Linked DNA regions of Homo sapiens: region 2 is linked to region 1. The links are chromatin loops, found by intact Hi-C in ENCODE. Cell type or tissue: B cell. All regions are shown on one strand.

Region 1 (2,500 bases):
AATTATGTCGAGGACAGGGAGTTTTTGGTTTTGTTCTTTTTCCCCCACCGATAAAAAACTACAGAAATGAGAGGCCATGCACCAATTTCTGCTGGTCACAGTTCTGGATCCTTCTCCTTTGACCAAATGTCCTCAATTCCCCCACTTGGCTCTGGAGATGGGTTTGTAACCGAGAGACCTCGCTGTCAGCAATTAGCTTCCCCCTCACCCCGCCAGACGGAGTCTCGCTCTGTCGCCCAGACTGGAGTGCAGTGGTGCAATCTCGGCTCACCGCAACCTCCGCCTCCCGGATTCAAGCAATTCTCCTGCCTCAGCCTCCTGAGTAGCTGGGTTTACAGGCGTGCACCACCATGCCCGGCTAATTTTTATATTTTTAGTAGAGACGAGGCTTCACCAGGTAGGCCAGGCTGGTCTCGAAGTCCTGACCTCGTGATCCACCGGCCTCGGCCTCCCAAAGTGTTGGGTTACAGGCGTGAGCCACCGCGCCCGGCCTTTAGCAATTAGCTTTTTGATTTTTTTCTTCCGGTTCCTTTGCTCATAAATCTCTACAAGCGGATCACTGCTCTGCCGCAGAAGCGCCACCTGCCACGACAGACTCAAGTTTGTGTGCTGCCGCTGATGGGTTGTGTCCATTTGCTTTCGGAGAAGGCTCCAAGTCTAGGTTCCGAATTCGGTTGCAAGCTGGGGACCTTACTGGGGGGTTACACAGACCACGGCGTCTGACTTCCTCTCAATCTCACGAGCCAAAGCTCCTGTCAGCATCTTGGACAGTCTTTCCCGGGGCAGCGGCCACCACCCCGCTTCGGCTGGCCCTCCGCCCTCGAGCCGGACTGTCGCTGCACTGGACCGCCTCGCACTACCCAACACACGCAGCACGGCTGCCGGCGCCGGGACCCTGCGGGAGTCAACTGCTAGCATCTCAGCCCAGCTGGCGTGAAAGTTCGTCAAAACCCATGGCGGTATCTCGGCCAATCGGAGCTGGCCAATGGATGAGAGGCAGCTATTTCATTCAATCACGTCCTTCCGACATCCCGCAGCTCTCCCAATCGCAAAACGATGCAGCCAAAGTCGCTCCCGGAAGATGCGCGGAAGGCGGGGAATAGGGAAGGGGTGTGGCCACAGGCCCCGCCTTCCGCTCTGGGCCGCCGCGATTCTGGGCGTGCGTGAGGGAGGGTGGGTGCTGAAGGCGGAGGCAGCACCCACGCCAGGTGAGCCGTCGTTTCTTTGCGTGGATCTTTTAGGATCGCTCGTCTAGGCCGGGCGTGGTGGCTCACGCCTGTAATCCCAGCACTTTGGGAGGCCGAGGCGGGCGGATCACAAGGTCAGGAGATCGAGACCATCCTGGCTAACACGGTGAAACCCCGTCTCTACTAAAAATACAAAAGATTAGCAGGGCGCGGTGGCGGGCGCCTGTAGTCCCAGCTACTCCGGAGGCTAAGGCAGGAGAATGGCGTGAACCCGGGAGGCGGAGCTTGCAGTGAGCCGAGATTGCGCCACTGCACTCCAGCCTGGGCGACAGAGCGAGACTCCGTCTCAAAAAAAAAAAAAAAAAAATCGCTCGTCTACAAAGAAAAGGTAACGTTTGAGGTAATGGATATTTCAGTCACCCTGATTCGTTCATTACACATTGTATGCATGTATCAAAATAACACATATACCCCCCAAATAAGACCTATATCAATTTTAAAAATACCAAAGAAAATCACTCGTCCATACTGTGAGTTAGTGTGGTTAAAACTAAACACACTGTGGCTGGGTGCGGTGGCGCCCAGCGGAGACTCTGTCTCAAAATAAATAAATAAATAAATAAAAACTAAACACACTGCACTGATTCACTTATCCAAGAGTTGCAGGTGACGCCTTCTGTTTATGTTTATCTGTATTCTAAAAAAAGAAAAAAGTCAGAATGATATTAAATTTTGCTAACATGTATTACACAGATTGAACGCCACTCGGCATCAGTCTGTATAATGCATATTGTAAAGTTTAACCTCGCTCTTTTTTTTTTTATTTTTATTTTGAGACAGAGTCTCACTCCATCCCTCAGGCTGGAGTGCAGTGGTGTGATCTTGGCTCACTGCAACCTCTGCCGCCTGGGTTCAAGTGATTCTCCTGCCTCAGCCTCCTGAGTAGTTTGGGATTATAGGCATGCACCACCACGTCCAGCTAATTTTTGTATTTTTAGTAGAGACGGGGTTTCTCCATGTTGGCCAGTCTGGTCTCGAACTCCTGACCTCAGGTGATCTGCCCATGTTGGCCTTCCAAAGTGCTGGAATTACAGGCGTGAGCCACCATGCCCAGCCGATTTTTTTTTTAAGATAACAGATAAATGTAAATAGAAGGATCATATTTCCCACACACATCCCAGGGGACCAGCTTGCACCCTCCCCAGGGTACCACTGCCTCTCTTAGGAGACTCTGCCCCACAACACTTCACTTCATTGTTTGTAGAGAGGCAGAAGCTGGGCAATTAATGTGTAGGTAGACTGGAGACAGACTA
Region 2 (2,500 bases), 370 kb after region 1:
GACGATGTTATGTTTTTATGGAGATTTTGCTCATTATTTGTTACGGAGAATATGAGGCTCCCACATTCCCCCATGCCTTGGGCCTCCATACAGCTGAATCCTGTTCTGGTGTCCATGTCCTTGATATTGAAGAGATGTCCACAGAGATCCTTAGAAAGGCCAGGACAGATGTCTGGGTCATCACTCCACTATCTAAATGTGGGATCTTTCAGGCTGACTCCAGCAGAACAGGCAGCAGATCAGCTTCATGGTAGTTTTGGCCTTTTTTCTCACAAGTAGGGATTCAGGCCAATTAGAAGACCTCTAGATCTCTGTGTACTCAAAGGCTGGTATGAAACAGACACATTTTTGATAATGACCCATAAGGCAACCACACAGCCTTGAGGATCAGGTTAAAATGGAATAGTCAAATTCATAGAGACAGAAAGTAATATGGTAGTTGTCCAAGGCTGGGGGTATGGGAGTATGGTGAGTGACTGGTTAATAGGTACAGACTTTCAATCTTACAAGATATGAAGAGTTCTAGAGATGGATGGTGGTAATGATTGCACAACATGAGTGCACTTAATACTACATAACTATACCCTTAAAAATGACTAAGGTGGGCCGGGCGTGGTGGCTCATGCCTGTAATCCCAGCACTTTGGGAGGCCGAGGCAGGTGGATCACGAGGTCAGGAGATTGAGACCATTCTGGCTAACATGGTGAAACCCCGTCTCTACTAAAAATACAAAAAATTAGCCGGGCGCAGTGGCGGGCGCCTGTAGTCCCAGCTACTCGGGAGGCTGAGGCAGGAGACTGGCGTGAACCTGGGAGGCGGAGCTTGCAGTGAGCCGAGATCGTGCCACTGCACTCCAGCCTGGGTGACAGAGCGAGACTCTGTCTCAAAAAAAAAAAAAAAAAAAAAAAAAAAAAAAAAAAAAAAAAAAAAGACTAAGGTAACCTGGGCATGGCATACTTGTAGTCCCAGCTACTTAGGAGGCTGAGGCAAGAGGATCCTTTGAGCCCAGGAGTTCGAGACCAGCCTGGGCAATATAGTGGGATCCCATCTCTACCAAAAAAAAAAAGACTCAGATGGCAAATTTTATGTAACGTGTATTTTACCACAGTAATCAAAAATTGGTGAAAATATGAGATTATTGGGCCCACAGCTGATGTCTACTAGTGTGAGAGGCCTGGGTGCTGTCATTTCCTTAAACAAGTCTGTAAACCTTACAGATGACCTGATGAATGGGGAAATTGTGCCAGTAATCTGGTAAACAGTGACAAGCAAACAGCAAGCGCACGCACACACACACATCTCTTCTGCCCCCTAGTGAACATCTAGAATTCTAAACTCCATTTGCTTAAAATCTAAAGAGCAATGTACTATCATTTTACAATTCTTTAAATTGTTAAATCTCACAGGAAATATGTGCTCATTTTTTAAAAAATAAAATCAGGCCGGGTGCGGTGGCTCATGTCTGTAATCCCAGCACTTTGGGAGGCCGAGGCGGGCGGATCACGAGGTCAGGAGATTGAGACCATCCTGGCTAACATGGTGAAACCCCATCTCTACTAAAAATACAAAAAATTAGCCGGGCGTGGTGGCAGGCGCCTGTAGTCCCAGCTACTTGGGAGGCTGAGGCAGGAGAATGGCGTGAACCTGGCAGGCGGAGCTTGCAGTGAGCCGAGATCACGCCACTGCACTCCAGCCTGGGCAACAGAGCAAGACTTTGTCTCAAAATAAATAAATAAATAAATAAATAAATAAAATAAAAATAAATAAAAATAAAAATTAAAAATAAAATTAAAAATAAAATCAAACACATATATAAAATAAAAACTGGAAGTCCCACTTTCACTCATAAGAGTTAACAGTTTAATGTACATCTTTCCAGATTTTTCTCTATTAAAAATATATCCATGTACGCTTTTTTTTTTCTTTGAGACAGGGTCTTACTCTGTCTCCCAGGCTGGAGTGCAGTGGTGTGATCTTGGCTCACCGCAGCCTTGACCTTCTAGGCTCAAGCGATCCTCCTACCTCAGCCTCTTGAGTAGGTGGGACTACAGGTGTGCGCCACCATGCCTGGCTGATTTTTTAATTTTTTGTAGGGAGGGGGTCTCACTATGTTGCCTAGGCTGGTCTCAAACTCCTGGGCTCAAGGTGATCTTCTTTCCTCCGCCTTCCAAACTGCTGGGATTACAGGTGTCAGCCGCTGTGCCCAGCCCCATGCACACATTTATGGTGTTTTGTATGAATGAGTTTAAATGGTACACATCAGTTAGCAAGACAGAGGCTGGCTAAATGCTCACCAAATCTATTTTTGGGGCACACAGCTGGACTCGTCTCCCAGTTAGGTGTGGCCAGGTGCTCTGAACAATAGATGAGGGTGAAATAATGATTGCCACTTCCGTGCCCCACTCATAAATTTCTCCAGCACCTGATGGTTGACATTTTCCTTTCTCTTTCAGCTTTGATGATGTGTGGAGATAGAAGGAGCCTAGGTCCCTGAATGACT

What was found. Hi-C counts contacts between places; a loop is a spot of excess contacts. Peaks named below come from ENCODE experiments on the same cell type or tissue, not always from the same donor. Only the 100,000 strongest peaks of a DNase experiment are listed, where the experiment ranks them.
Region 2: it touches region 1 in a loop (6-fold over the local background); 12 of 110 quality-filtered maps call a loop at or near these places.

What each region holds. Positions count from the first base shown.
Region 1 is chr9:131,372,524-131,375,023 of GRCh38, forward strand. It overlaps a transcript of PRRC2B not described here. Among named protein-coding and RNA genes, the nearest start is that of PRRC2B, 20 kb to the right of the region's middle. RefSeq lists enhancers at 299-820, 821-1,344, 837-956. In B cell, no CTCF peak of the experiment used is centred here; DNase peaks (open chromatin) are centred at 1,058 and 1,660; H3K4me3 peaks cover 1,901 bases; H3K27ac peaks cover 1,955 bases.
Region 2 is chr9:131,746,264-131,748,763 of GRCh38, forward strand. No RefSeq gene overlaps it. Among named protein-coding and RNA genes, the nearest start is that of RAPGEF1, 7.4 kb to the left of the region's middle. In B cell, a CTCF peak has its summit at 1,282 (motif pointing left); a DNase peak (open chromatin) is centred at 1,278.